Linked DNA regions of Homo sapiens: region 2 is linked to region 1. Evidence: chromatin loops called from intact Hi-C (ENCODE). Cell type or tissue: sigmoid colon. All regions are shown on one strand. Each heading gives the region's core, and the rest is flanking DNA. Links, peaks and the distances in the headings are about the cores only.

The links. Hi-C counts contacts between places; a loop is a spot of excess contacts. Peaks named below come from ENCODE experiments on the same cell type or tissue, not always from the same donor. Only the 100,000 strongest peaks of a DNase experiment are listed, where the experiment ranks them.
Region 2: it touches region 1 in a loop (2.4-fold over the local background); 1 of 110 quality-filtered maps calls a loop at or near these places.

The regions. Positions count from the first base shown.
Region 1 is chr20:19,374,162-19,381,885 of GRCh38, forward strand. All of the region lies in intron 2 of SLC24A3 (solute carrier family 24 member 3), which reads left to right. Among named protein-coding and RNA genes, the nearest start is that of SLC24A3-AS1, 93 kb to the left of the region's middle. In sigmoid colon, for the core only: no CTCF peak of the experiment used is centred there; a DNase peak (open chromatin) is centred at 4,070.
Region 2 is chr20:19,227,526-19,235,249 of GRCh38, forward strand. The region is part of intron 1 of SLC24A3 (solute carrier family 24 member 3); the gene reads left to right. LOC124904879 (a long non-coding RNA gene) reads left to right here. Exons shown (of 2, transcript XR_007067552.1): 2 at 6,579-7,724. Among named protein-coding and RNA genes, the nearest start is that of SLC24A3, 19 kb to the left of the region's middle. In sigmoid colon, for the core only: no CTCF peak of the experiment used is centred there; DNase peaks (open chromatin) are centred at 4,006 and 5,716; H3K4me3 peaks cover 581 bases.

The DNA.
Region 1 (7,724 bases), core at 1,624-5,623:
TCCATCATGTTTCAAAAATGGGAAAGTTTCCCAGTTCCTCTGCTTACCTGACCCTTAGATATAACTCAAATATCACCACCATCTCAGTGACAGGGTGGGCCGTCACTCCTCCACATGCTCAAGTTGCCATTTCTTTCTGGTCTTGCATGAGTAACCATAACCCTGTTAAAATGACAAATGTTTTCCCTGAGCTGGGACACCGGTGAAGCAGGCTGGATTTGTGCCCCTGAAAATTAGGCAGCCTGCCCGCTAAGTGCTCAGATGAGCAGAATACTGACTGTTGAATGAGCCTCCCCTTTGCTGCTCAATTATAAGACATGGGGAGACTAAGCCTGCACACCTTTTCTATCTCTCCTGGAGTTCTGGGCACTGGTGGGCTCCCACCCTTCCCTGTGAGTTTATGGTTTAACAGCCCTTTGTAATATGCACTGTCCTTTCACAGCATTACCTGACTTGATTCTCACCCCAAGCCTGTGGGGTAGGCATGAAGGCACTCTTTTCTCAATGTGAAGCTCAGGTATGGGTCAGAGAAGTTAAAGGATATGTCTGAATCACAGCTCTGATCAGCAGCAGAACATGGATTCATAGGCTCTCATGGCCCTGATCATATTCTTCACCCATTCTTATCAGGGCATCTGCATTCTTTTGTCAAAGGCCTCTCTCTGGCCTCCTAAGTGTAGCTTGCCAGCCTTTATGGTAGACCAGAAGTCAGAGGAATGAATGCTTTCTGGAGCCACCCATAGCCGATGATGGGAGTTGGTGTATAAATACCCCAGCTCCCTTACCCCTTGGGCAAGGTAACACTGAGTCTGTGTTTTTATTTTTCCCAGAGTTTCTGCTAGTAGGAAGCCCCAGGTACACCCAGGGATAACTGATGCAACCACTCATGCCTCATTGGCTGGTGTCTCTTCCCAGTATCACCTCCTCACTCCCCAGCTGGCCCTGCTTCACCTCACAGATCAATCACCTGTACTGAAATCCTTGCCTCAGGGTTTGCTTCTGGGAGAACCTACACTATACCCCAGATTCCTGGGCACCAAATCCTGGCTTTTCTCATCTTCTCTCTGGGCGTAAAAGTTCGCCAGGCTCCTTAGGGAGAAGGCAGGCTATGTCCCGATGCTCAGAACACCCTGTCTCAATGCTGTGGTGCATAGAGTGTAGTTAAAGTTGATGGTTTTTATTTCTTTCTTTTACTCTGGGAGAAAGAAAACTCACTGGCCCTCCCTTATACACTCCATCATGAACCGCACGGATCAGCACTGTGTTTCTTATCATAAAGAGAACTTGGCTGAAATGGAGGCGGGGCAGGCAGAGACCCAGGAGGAAACCCCAGTGTCAGAGCTGCTGGCCTGGGAAGACAGATTTGTCCCAGATAGGTTAAAGCGTTCATGGAGTGACTGCATTTCTTCTGCACATTGCCTTATGTTATGTGAGAGGAGGAAGTGCCATATCAAACTCCATGACAGATGTTGTAAATCTTGGGAAGTGTGCTGCGGCCATCTCTGCACTGTGGCTTGCAAATGAAGCCATCTGTCAAACCAGGGGCCAGGCGCCCAGCCCTCACTCACCTGGGCTGTGCCTCTGGCCAATGGCTGAGGTGACCTCCCAGGCATCCATAGTGGAGTATGTTTCTACTTTATTGAACAGCCTTGAAAATCAGAGAAGCTGAGGAAACCATGTCAAAATTTCCTGAGAAATTTCTCTCCTGCACTTGGTAAAGGTGAACTAGAATTTGCCATGTGAGTGAGGAGGACATTTTTTAATGAGGCAAGAGCTCCACAATTCCCACAGCTGCTCAGAAAGTTCTCTTGCGTGTCTTGAGAGAGACTGAAATAAAGGGAAGTCGAGGACAGCCTGGCTTTGTTCTTTGAAACTACTTATCAAAGTAAGATCATCCTAACCCAATATGAGAAGTATATGTGCAACTGTGTGAGTGTGTGTTTGTGTGTGGGGGTACACACTGAAAGAAAATAAATAAGGATGAAGGAAAGAGGAAAACAGAACTGTTTCATGGAATACATTGTGTACCCCAATTAATGCTTCCTATACTTTTATTATTTTGTTTGTAATTTTATTTATTATTAATGAAACTGCCAACTTGGGAATAACGTTTTAGGTGCTAGGCGCCACATTCAATAAGAACCCAAAGAGTGAAAGGACAAATGGAGGGCTATCAGTGTTCAAGATGGCTTCCTGCTGGTTGTCCTGGTGAAGAACAGTAACATAAAGGGTAAGAGAAGGATTAATGGAAACTATTGAACAAAGTGAGGCTTCCGAGTCATCTCCAGATTGCCTTGTGCGCTGCTGTATCTGTACCGTAGCGTGGATAATCGTGGCAGGCTATCGTTCTAGCCCTGCTGCGAGACAGATTCCAATTCATTATTTCATTCCCCAGCATGAGCCAGCCAAGGGAAAAGGATATTCCCAGAACCAGAGTGTTCCAAGTTTTCTGAAAGGTCATTGCCACTTTTTTTTTTTTTTGGTAGCTCCCAGCAAAGCAGAAACACTTGGAAGTCAACCCTGTCCCTTTAACACTGCTGTGAGCTGACTCCATTTGTCTGAGATAAAACTTCCCTCTTGATCCAGTAGCGTTCACGGCTGAGTTGGCCACGAGACAGAGGACCCTGTGTTCCTAATTATTTCTGGATGAAAAGTCCTGCAGGCGAGTGGAGATTCGGGGCAAAGACGGCCAGGTGGAGCCGTCACCAGCGAGCAGTGGATTGTAGAAATGGAGAGATAATTAAATTAAAAGTGCCAGGTGCAGGCATTGAAAAATAACCCTGGGTGTTAATTATGCAGTTCAGTGTTAGCAGAGGAAATGCCACCGGCCTGTCCATCACGTGGCAGTTGAAAAGCTTGGGAAAGACACATTCATGGTTTCTAGAGAATTTGCCAGGGCTGCCTACTTGGGATTCTGGTGAAGCAGAGATTATTTATTAGTTGGAGTGTGTACATTTCCCCCATTTTCCACTCAGCCAAGTTGGGCATTTGGTGGGTACTTGGTGTGTGGGGGATTAACTTTGATCCACATGAAAATTTGAACGTTGGAGTGTGTCACTTCCAATTTAGGCACTTAGGAGTATTTCTTCTCTTTCTGATTTGAAATGAATTTGATTTTAGGGGTCAGAGGTAGTGTGTCCCTGTCATGAAGATGGAAGGATAAATGGTGGCGTGTTCAGACAATGGAATAGAGCACAGTAATCAAAAGGAGGGGACCCCAGTAGCATAATAGCAGCATGACTGTGTTACAAGCACAGTTGAATGAATGAAAGAAGCCAGACCTCAAGACCCATTCTGCATGAATTTATTTTGGTGACGTTCTAGAACAGGTTAAACTAAGCTATGGAGGTGGATGTCAGGTCTGTGGCTGCATCAGGGAACTTTTGGGGTAATGGGGTAACTTTCTTGGGCTGAAGGGCACATGAATGTAAACATTTTTCAAAATCTGTTGAATGCACGCTTAAAATCTGTGCATATTCTTGCATGGAAATTATCCCTCAATGAAAGGAATGTGAAAAGATCTTCCCATGTTTTGTCCTTCCATGGATTTTGAACCCTGGTCAGTCAGTTCATTTCAAAAGGTGATAAGGATTAATCTGTTTGTGGTCCTTCCTGACCACCCAGCCTTTTCCTGTTCACAGACCTGTTCAGAAAAGGCTTTCATTCCAAGGAAGCAGAATGGAAAACAGGGTGGCCCACTACAGCCTTTGGGCCAAATCTGCTCAATCACATTTTTGTAAGTAAAGTTGTATTGGGACACAGCCACATGGCCAGTCATTTATGTGTCTTCTGTGGCTGCTTTCATGCCACAGTGACAGCCGAGGAGCTTTTACAGAGACTGATCCACCACCTAAAGTGTTTACTCTCTATCCCTTTACAGAAAAGGTTTCCTGGCCCTTGGTCTAAACATTCATTTCTTTTTGGAACTTCTCCCTTCAGATCTGTGTGGGTGGAGGTTTTGGATGGAGAGTGCTCTCCAGGAACGAGAACCCTGTAGAGCCAGGTACTTAGGTTGAGCATGGTCACAATTTGGATAAGCTATCCTTCATCCCATGGAGTTCACTGGGCATGCGTGCTGTCACAGATCTACAACAGTGCACAGAGCTTGGCCTACGTAGAGGTTTTTTTAAAAAAAAAAAATAAAGTTATCCAGGCCACTGTAAAGAGAAGAGGAATAAATAAGGCCTGGAAGCCATCAGTGGACAAAGCTAGACTCCTGTTTTAAACTCCAAGCTACTGGCTATAAATTAGTCCTGCATGGAAAATAAAACTAAGCTAACTGATTTTGATAAAAGTAAATGTGATCTGGTTGAATTGGGTCCACATGGTTGGCAATGTTTGTTAAGTCAATGAAGGAACAAATTGAACTGATGTAACAATTCAGTTTTGAATTTGGGGCTAAATGAGCCATTCTGTTGAAGACACCCTGTGCTGCTGTTTTCTTCAGTAAGATTTAAGCCTCCCTTCTTTCCTTTACCTTCCACCCAAGATGAATGCACGTGATCAAGCAGGAAGTCTCTGGAGGATTTGCTAACGAGACACACAGGTCCCCAAAGCTCAGTCTTTCTTCATTTTGCAAGTATGTATTTCCTTCATCTGTCTGTTTTCTCATTCCACAGTTACTGGAATTAAAGAGTTAGATCTTGGGGAAAAGCAATCAATAGCTTTTTTAATGAAAGGGGACAAATGCAATTGGTATCACCTAAGGCTTGAGAAGTAGATCTCTACTTTCTTTAAAAAAAGCTCAAAAAAAAAAAAAAGGATGCAGTGGGGGTAATTATAGACCCCAAGAGTCCACCTAACTGGGGAGTTTTAAAAAGTCAAGGGAATGTCTTGTATTATATTGGACTGTTCCTTAATGACTCCAGGTTACAGTGGCTGTGAGCAGATGAGGAATAATTGTTAGAAATGGAAAATTACCATTTAACCAAGAGGATTTCCAAAACAAGCAGATGAACCATGAGCGGTAAAAATGTGCTCTACGGAATGTGATTATTGCTGATTTCATCATATGTCCTGGGCATCTTGGGTGAGAATTCACTCATTTACTCCGTCACATATGTTCAGAGCCTCCCCTAAGTCTGGCACTGTACTAGGAGCTGGGGGCACCCTTTTGAGAACCACCCATGTGTTTCTGCCTTCAGGGATCTTCACTCTGGAGTGGGGTGGTAGAGGTGGAGAATAATTGGAGATAAGGCTGGAAGGCCAAGATGCCAGCCACGTGGGATCAGGGTTTTGCTGAGTTTTTTATTTAAGCCTGTGGTCAGTGGGGTGCCATTTTTTTTACTGTTTTAGGAATGAGGGGGTTTGATAAGCCCGAGTCTCACCAGATTTGTAGTGAATCTGAGCTGGATCATGTTGTTATTTGTGCTGCCAGTGATCCTGGGGAAGGACTGTCCATGGGCCATGGTGACCTGTGCTCACAGGTGCACACCCCCAGTTACCTTTGTAACCAGAAATTAGTCAGGGGTTGGCAGAATTAAGCCAGTGGCTGCTTCCACTGCATAATAGTATAAAAAATGATTAAATCTCTATACAAGCCTCCCCTCCTCCCTCCAGGCCACTGTATCTTACAACAACAACAATGACAAACACCACACCATTATCTGATTTTCCCCCTTCTAGCTTGTTTCATCTATGGATTTGGGATTGAAGGAGAATATGATTGTCCATATTTTCATCAAATGTAAAGTATTTGTTCTATACGTATTCTTATAGAATTGCTAAAATAAACCTATGACCCAGACATAGGCTGGCTAGCATTGTCTATGCATTCATTCATTTAGTAACTCATATATATGAAGCACATTGCTGTATGGCAAATACCCTACTTGGTGCTTGGGAATAAACAGTGAACAAAAGTGAACCCAGTTCCTGCCTACAGGGAACTTACAATAATGGAGGCAGGTAATAATCAAATAATATTCAAATTTATGCTTGCAAGTTTAGAAAAGGTTTGTAAGTGATGCAATATGATGAGATGGCACAACAGGTCTAGGGGTCAGGAGAGGTTTTGCAGAGAAGAAAGTGACACTGGGTCTGGAATCTACAGGAAGCGTATTGACCAGGTGAAGGTTGCGGGAAGGCCTGTTGGTGCAAAGAAGCAGGGCACATTAGAGGAATTGAAAGAAGACTGCAGAGAATCAGAAAAGGAGAGTGCGGTGTGAGACAGGGCTGGAGACACTGGCAGAGACCCGGCAATACTAGTCCTTGTGGGTTGTGCTAAGGAGGCCGGGCCTGATTTCAAGAACAGCAGGAGGCTGCTGCAGTGCTTTAATAAGGGTGGATTTACATTTGGAAGATGCACATTTGGATTTACATTTTGGAAAGGTCTCTCTGGCTGCTGAGCTGCTGTGGACTGGAAGGGGGAAGATTCAACCTCCGATGATGGCTTTCTGCTGATTTGTTTTCCTTCTTTCACTTTTCTTCTGGGTTTGGGGGCTCTTGGCTGATTTAGTCTCTACTAGCCTCTGAGGAAAAGCACTGGTCCTGGGGTATTTATTAAAGGAAGCATGATGGATTATTTTGGAGGGATATTCTTTGAAATCTGGAGTGAGAGGGGGTACCATATGCCAGCAGCAATGGGCAAAATGGTGCTAAGAGGTAAACTGATGTCCAAAATGATTCCATCCACCAACCTTGGACATGAGAGTGAAGTTCCTATTTCATAAATGGAAATATAAACCTAGTTTATCCTTTGACATCCAGAATAATGTGTAAGAAGTTTTCCTTGGCAGCAAATCTTAAATGATGGAGCCTTGGGGAATGACTTCTGACCCTTTATAATAATTAGCCAGGCCAGGACACATAGGTAAGACACCTGGTGACCAACAGCCTAAGGGTCAGGGGGCAAAGGGTGGTAGGACAATATAAGAGTGCTTAACTCAGTGTCCTGCATAGATGGTAGCTATTAGCATAATGACTATCACTAATATACACACCACTATTACCAACAGAAGTGTCCTATATTGCTCTCTCATCTTTTAAAATATTTATTCATTTATTCATTCAATTCATTGTTTCAGTGAATGTTTATTGAACACCCACAATACTATGCATTGTTATGGGAGGTGGGGACTCAACAGTGTCAAAAACTAAGTTCCAGCCACCATGGAGCTTACATTCTGGTTGGGAGAGGAGAATAAACAAATAAAATTAAATAAAGGAATGCATTGTCTGGCAGACGGTAATAAGAGCTGAGAAGAGAAACACAAAGCAGGATAAAGAGATGGAGAATGATGGATAAGATGATCTGGGAGGCCCTCTTTGAAGAGGCACTGTGAGCCAAGCTCTGAATAGAGGGATTGAACTATGCAGATGACTGGAAAGATGGAACAGCAGGTGCAAAGGCCCCACAGCAGAAGACGCTTGCAGGATTTGAGAAGGGGTGCCCTCCACTGTGTGCCCAGAGCTTCTGTTATTCTATAACTACTAACCTTAGTAACAGGAGTGACCCCTCTTCCAGGAGAAGGAGATGAGCAGCTCTGATAGAGTAGCATCCGCTTTCAATTTTCTTTCTTTATTTCTTAAGGCTCTTATTCCAACCTCCCAACTACGGTTTCAGCACAAGTTAGGTGAGCAGCTATTTATGTACTAGGTGAAGGTTCCCAGAATAAATGTCTTGAGATTTTAAGCAAGGTGTAGTATTATCGTATGTCTCTTCTGACAATTTTCCAGGTTGACAAAAATCTGCGTTTGTCTAGCAACATGGTGACTGGAGGGGC
Region 2 (7,724 bases), core at 1,808-5,807, 150 kb before region 1:
TACTTTTTAAAAAATTTAACTCTTTACTTCATTTGGAATTTATTTTAGCATAAGATTAAAATTTAATTTAAACAGATTAACATATTTAATAGTTAATTCCAGAATTGTTTATTGACTACTGTTTCCTCTACCTCCACATTTGTGGTATCACCTTTATTCCATGCCTATTCTCTTATGTACCAGAGGCAAATATTTTATGATATTTATTTTGTTATATTTACTCATTAATTAATTGTAACTTATTAGCATGTTAATTATCTGGTAGGTCAAGACACCTTTCCTGTTTTTTGAAAAAACTATTTATTTATTGTTATCACTCATTTATCTTTCCAGATGAATTTATAATCCTTTACATTTTCTCCAAATCCTTCTAGGTTTTGATAAATCTATAAATAATTTATGGAAAAATGGCATTTTATAATGTTGATTCTTTTTGTTCATAGTGTGTTTCTTCATTTGATAAAGGCTTTTAAAAAATTTGTCAAGATTCATGATTATTTCTCTATTTCTTCCTTACATTTACTGGTGAAGGTTACTCTGGTATTTATTATTTGTTGTTGCTCTTGTTTCATCCCTTAATAGTCTTTTAAAATATTGCTTCTTTATATTTTATTCTTAAAAATGTGAAATTATACAATACTGAAAATAAACTTATTCTATGAATCAATATCTTTAGGTTCATTCTGTAGCTGAGGAGTTTTTTTACTGTTGGAAGACTATGTGCTGTCCATTGGGGTATGGATCCCCTTGGCTATTAGTGACACTGGTTACTTTTCATTATGCTGTGGAAGTTTCCTTTCATTTGTGGTTTTCTATATTAGAAAAAAATCAGGGCCGGGCGCGGTGGCTCACGCCTGTAATCCCAGCACTTTCGGAGGCTGAGGTGGGCGGATCACGAGGTCAGGAGATCAAGACCATCCTGGCTAACACTGTGAAACCTTGTCTCTACTAAAAATACAAAAAATTAGCCGGGCGTGGGCGTGGTGGTGGGCGCCTGTAGTCTCAGCTACTCGGGAGACTGAGGCAGGAAAATGGCGTGAACCCAGGAGGCGGAGCTTGCAGTGAGCTGAGATCACGCCACTGCACTCCAGCCTGGGTGACAGAGCTAGACTCCGTCTCAAAAAAAAAAAAATTAGCCATGGATGTTGAATGTGATCAAATGCCTTATTAACACTTATTAAAGTGTTTAATATAACAATATATATAGAAAAAAATATCCTTACTAAAGCACTTCTGAAAGTGAATCTTACAAAGGCATGACATATATTTTTAATATGATGCTGGATTTTATTTATTTGCATTTTCTATGAAATTTTTGCCTATATATTTATGAAAGAAATAGACATATAGCTCCTTTGCCAGGTTTTGGTGTCAGGATCACACTAACTTTACAAATGAATTGATAATTTCTATGTTCCTCTATGTTCTGGAATATTTTATGAAGCATGGAAATTATTTGTATATTGAAAATTTGACAAAAGCACTTATAGTGCTGCCTGCCTTACAGTCTTCTATGAAGATAATTTTGAACAAACTTTAATTTCTTTCATTGATACTTTTCTGTGTGGGTAATTTATGTTTTCCTAGAGAAGTGTTAATTTCATTAATATTTTAGAAATGAACAAAATTATGAAGTACTTTTTTTGTTTTAATTTGTTCTGTAATTGAGATCATATAAACTTTTCTCAGTACTAACGTATATGTTTATTTTTTTCATTGATAAAATCTGACTGTATTTGGTGTATTTTATCAATTTGTGAAAATTTGTATCTTGTATTTCTTCATTAATTTTTCTCTTTTCCCTTTTCCCTGAGTCAGTAAAGCTTTAATATTTATTCAAAATCTCCTCTTAATTCCTGTGTTTATTTTCAAATATCTTGAATGAAATGCTTTATTTCCTTTTTATTATTTCTTGCTTTATAATGCATTTGATGTTTAGTGTAGCTTTAGACTCAAACTATAAGTTTTGAAATGTCATGCAGTCATTATTGGTACTTTTCAAATAGTCTTGTAATTATAGTTTTTATTTTTTCTGCAATTAATTATTTGAGAGACTGAATTTTAACTTCTAAGTTGTTGGAGTGTGTGTGTGTATATATATATATGTATATATACCAAGTTCTAATTTTATTTCGTTTTGCCTGGAGAATATGACCTTTAATTGTGGCTTCTTGTTGGTTTTGGTTGTTTCCCTTGGAACATGAACTGTTTGTAATTTGGATAGTTATTTGGCTGTGTCTTCATCTTTTTGTCTTTTCCTCTTCATTCTGTAAGAGCCTATGTTTTTTTCCCCTTGGTAATTTGATTTTCAGCACTATTGGGTCTGCTGTCTGCTGCCTCTTATTCCCATTTATGTTTTGTGTTTGCATTTCTGGTTTTTTAACCATTTTATGTCTTGTCATCTCCATCTTAGCTGACTCCCCTTGTAATCTTAGCCTTTTCCATTTAGTGATTTTTCTTTCATATATCCTATGTTTATTTGATATTGAGATTAAAAAAAATGGATTCCAAAATTTACATCTTCTTCCCATAATAGATTTTTTTTTTTTTTAGAAGAATAGTGTTTTACTTCAGATGTTGCAGAGAATTTTCAAAATTGTCTTGAGTTATCAACCTTGAAAGAGAAGGTCCAGGCCGGGGGTGTGCCTGTGAACAGACCCTCCTGTCCCTTCAGCGCCCTCACCACTCTCACCTGGTCACAATTGTCAGGTTACTGTGAGCATCGCTTATGCTGAAGGGGTGGTTGTTGTGCATGGTCCCTGGCCAACCTTCCAGTGTTGATGTTGACTTTTCTAGGGTGACTCAGCTTGCCTGAGAGGGGATCTCCTGCTCCTTCTACCTTGTAGTTAGAATACTGAGGTGGAACCTTATTCATTATAATTTTGATCAGTGATAGTTCTTCCTAGTTCTTATATCTAGAGACAGTGTGTGAAAATCTGCCACCCTGGTTTGATCCCTCCTGTGGCTCTTTCCATCGCACCTCTTTTCTATTAATCTCCAGAAGGCTCCATACCACCCTCCTTTTGCTTCTTTGCCTAGTTGAGTTGCATTTCCGGGAACTGGGGTCTCTGAATGGATGGGTATAGAAAGACATATTGATGGGGGGGAATGGATGGGTATAGAAAGACATATTGATGGGGGGGGTGCCCTTTACAACAGTTCCTTTCAGCAACAAATGCCTCATGTTTCTGAGATGGGATTCACACCTGGGGACCCATGTGCCCTTCCACAGTCCGCATGTCACAATCCCTTCTTGTGTGTTAGGCATTCATCCACACTCAGCTTCTTTTATGCATCTCTGTATTTCCTTCAGTGGGAATGACCCATTGAAGGGTCATTGGGTCCTAATGCTAGGCTAATGACCATGCATCCCAGAATGCCTGTTCAGATTTTAGCTTGAAATTTTTAGTTTGTTACAAAGAAAAAGAAATTGGGATTTGGGAACAACTAAAGCTATCCGATATTAACTACTCTGTCTTAGTATTTTTTAGGCTTACACCTGTTTCTATGGTTTACCCCACGTAATTATCTCTGCAGAACCATGGATTAGGTATTATTATCCTCATTTAAATTAAAGTAACTTTCCCAAGGTAAAAAACAGGTAGACAGGGCAGTTTTGAACTTATACTTTCTGTGAAAACACTCTTACACTATTTTCCCCATGCCAAACATCTCTGAAGAAAGACATTTCTGGATATTTCTGCCAGGAAGTTAGACAAGGAGCTACCCCAGTGTGGTTTGCAGAATAGTGCTCCCGAAGATGTTTACGTCCGAATCCTTGAAATCTGTGGGTTTGTTATGTTACGTGGCAAGGAGGAGTTCAAGTTGCTGATGGAATTCAGGTTGCAAGTTAGCTGACCTTGGAATAGTGAGATGATCCTGGATTATCAGGGTGGGCTCCGTGCAATCACATGGTTCTTGTAAAACAGGGAGGCAGGAGAGTCAGCCAGAGAAGGTGATGTGCCAACAGAAGCCGAGGTCAGAATGATGTCATTACTGGCTTGAAGATGGAAGAGGCCGTGAGCCAAGGAATGGGGGGTGCCTCCAGGAGCTGGACAAGGCAAGGCTGCAGATTCTTCCCAAGAGCTTCCAGTAGGAATGCAGTCCTGCTGACACATTAAATTTAGCCCAGCAAGACTTCTGTAGGATTCTGACTTCCAGAACTGTATGGGGCTGTTGAAAGCCAGTAAGTTTGTGGTAATTTATTACAGCAGCAATAGGAAACGCACGCACCCAGTGTATCGAATATTGGCCATGGTCTAACTCTCTGCAGAGCAGGAACAGGAAGTCCTGGAGTGATTGGCTGTGTGTGCACACCCACCACATGGAAATTTACATTAACATGTAACATGTTATCACTTGATTATATATTTATTAGCTCATTTTATTGTTGTCACCCTCCCCTAGCTAGAATGTCAGCTCCCTAAGAGCAGAAACTTGGTTTGGTGCATTCATGGCTGTATGCCCAGTGCCTCATGTGGAGGAGAGGCTAAAGTATTTATTGGATGATTAATTTTTTTCCCAGGTGACATTGTACCAACTAAATGGAAGCTAACTTTTATCTTGTGGTGGAATACTGTAGATTATATAAGTAATAATAGAAATAGAAGAAATTGAGTTAAAATTATCTACCCTTGACAATCAAAATATTTATTTTCAGTGTTCAGTGTTTGGTCATATGTGTAAATATTATTCATGTAGGTAGTAAATATTTCCATTTAAGGATCAAACATGCAACATGTGACATTCTATTTATTTTGTGATGATCAGCTCTCTTTATTTTATGAATATTTTTATGAATAAAATAAGAGAGATGGTTATCACAAAATAAATGCAATGTTGTATGTTGTATTTTTGACTTTTAAATAGAATGTTTCATGTTGCACTTTTGTGACAACATATTTGAAATAAAGGTCACTGAATTTTTTAATAATTATCTCAGTCTGGTTGGCATTCTGTTGACTGTATAGGTCATACTTATTTATTGTTGGTTATTTAAAATATTATAGTTTATTTGAGATATTTGAATACTGTTAACTGAACACCTTTGTGCATGAGTCTGCTGTCAATCATGTTAGCTCTCCAGGCATCACCGTAGTAGTCCAGTAGCCTGCACTAGCTGGGAAAGCCACTGACGAGGACTCTGGAGTTAGAGAGCTTTTGCATATTGATAGAGAACTCTGTTGGCTAAGCTATCTGCCTTTAGGCTTGTTGCATGCTTTTATAATTTTTGTCTAAATCTATTTAGAGGGAATTCTCACCTGGCATCAGGTGTCCTCACCTTGCCTCTTCAACGTCAGCTTGTGCTTCTTCTATGGAAACTCATTCCTCATCAGAAATGCCCAGAACCTCTATGACAAGTGTAGGCAAAAGCGTAGTATGAACGGGACAATGATGGCAAAGGAGGAGCTACCAATTTGGAAAATGAATCGACTTGGAAACTGAATCAACCCCCAAGAGCGTTATTAGTATCAGACTAAATTATCTCCTTTAACTGCGTCACATCATGACCTTTACTTTTTAAACAGATATCTTGTTTTTCTTATCTTCTCTTCTTGACAGTTGCTTCGGTTTTTCTACATACTGACTGTTCCTCTGATAACAAAGCAAGAAGGAAAAACAAAATTTTAACTGTCAACTGAGTTTCGCAAGAGCGATGAGCAGTCCGGGGTGGGGAGGGTCTCTCCCCAGGCTCCCCGTGGTTGTACAAGCCAGCAGCGTTAACGGAAGTGCACACAGCAGTTCCAAGCCTGGGAGGAGAAGGATGTCCGCTCCAGGCAGTTTAGGATAGTTGTTTTGCCTAAGATGGCAAGAACATCACCCTTGCATCTTGAGCCAAGGAAACCATACATGGACGCATCTTGTCCTACATGGGAAGGGATACCCCTGCAGGCTTCTGGGGTACCATAAGTGTCCCGTGATGGCTCTTTCACCTTGGGGTTTGTTTTCCAAACTTTTCTAAGTCATTGGAAAGTAGAGTAGGAAGGAGGGGAGGAGGAAGGGGAGACAAGAAATATACTTGCCTGTGCATGCACTTTTCTGATTAATGTTCTGAGTGTCAGCACACAGTGAAGGTTTATTTTAGAAGACACCAGGAATGAAATATTTTATGTTGATATTGTGCAGGACTGATCTTTATTTTCTGCTATGAAGGACGGTATAACTTCATGATGCTCCTGCATCTTTGTAGTTCCTGTCATGAAATCATTCAGGGGTAGGAGACATGGCTCACAAGAGTGAAGGGCATTGCCTAGAACAGGAGTGCTGGACAGTGACTCTAGAGACAGGAGTTCTAATCTCACTTCAGCTATTAACTTTCTGCATGTTCTCTTCTGTTCTCAGTTTCTTTATCTATAGAATGGGAGCATTTATGCTAAATTGTCTTTATATTGGTAACACTAATTTCTCTCTAATTTGATTATTGCTTTTAAGTCTCTAGCCTCCTGAAAGATGCTACCTTCTAAGGCTAATTTATAGCCAGAGTAATATGGTTTTGCTCTGAGCATGCCCTGAATCATTATTCGTTCTTATTTCATGAGAATTACTTTTGTAAATGTTATTTTCTTTTGGTTTCACAGAGCCATTGAGATTGCACAGCTCGGATTTCTTCTGCATGTCATAAATTTTGCTAATAGTATAAACCCGTGTTTTTCAAAGTGAGAGCCTTGGAACAGCAGCATCAGCATCGCCCAGGTCCCCTGTGAGCTTGTTAGAAATGCAGAGTCATGGGCCCCTCCCCAACCTGCTGAATGGGAGCCTCTGAGGATGAGACCCAGGAAAGTTTGCTTAACGAAGTTGGCATGTATTGCCTGTGAAAGAGAAGTTTGAGAAGCACTGCTGTGAAACAGGGCAGCCAGGAGGTGCTGTGATTTTGCCCTCTGCACGTGGTCACACACTCAAGCATATGGTTTGCTCCTTGCATGACTGCACTTCAGATGAAATGCCAAGATTGAGACCCTTCTATGCTAGTGAAGCACAGGCTACTTTATTGAGAGCCTAGCAATATTGAGAGAGAAAAATGCAGACCTTCTTGGGGTAGAAAGGAGGATGGGTTTCCTTTCCTTATGAGATGGGATCCAGCTTCCTTACTACTATAGAGTCTCCCATGGATGGTGGCTTTGCTGACTTCAGAGAGAGCTGCAGGTGCACAGGAGCACCGTGATGTCATTGGTGTGCTCTGAAGAAATGAGGCCATGAGAAGAAGGTGAACAGAAGGTATTTCTAAAGGGTCTGGGAAGAGGAACAGCACCTATGATAATGGCTATCATTTCTGTTGCACAGTACTGATTATTTTGATGGTTGGCCCTGGGCTTTGATTTCCAGCCCTGTGGTCACACACACTCCTTATAATCATCTGCTCCCAGGAGAAGGTGTCATGAATTCTCTCTTTTCCTCCAGCCTTAGCTGTCACTGGCCTGGAATACGGTGTGACTGTGTAGAAGCTGTTGGCATTGTTTCTGCATTGTAAACTCACACACACTGAGTTAAATGCTGCTGAGCAGTTAATGTGCCCACTCCGGCTATTTTCTACCCAAGGATACTTGACTCATTTCTTATATCCTCTACTGTCCTTTAAAGCTCAATAGTGCTCTATCGGGGCCATTTAATTTGGTGGCACAAGGCATGCCCTGCATGGGATGTCTGCTTTTGTTTGAGTGGGACTGAGACCCTGGCCTGGAGCTGTAGCTGCTTGGAGCAAGAACTGCCTTTTTCAAATGTGCATG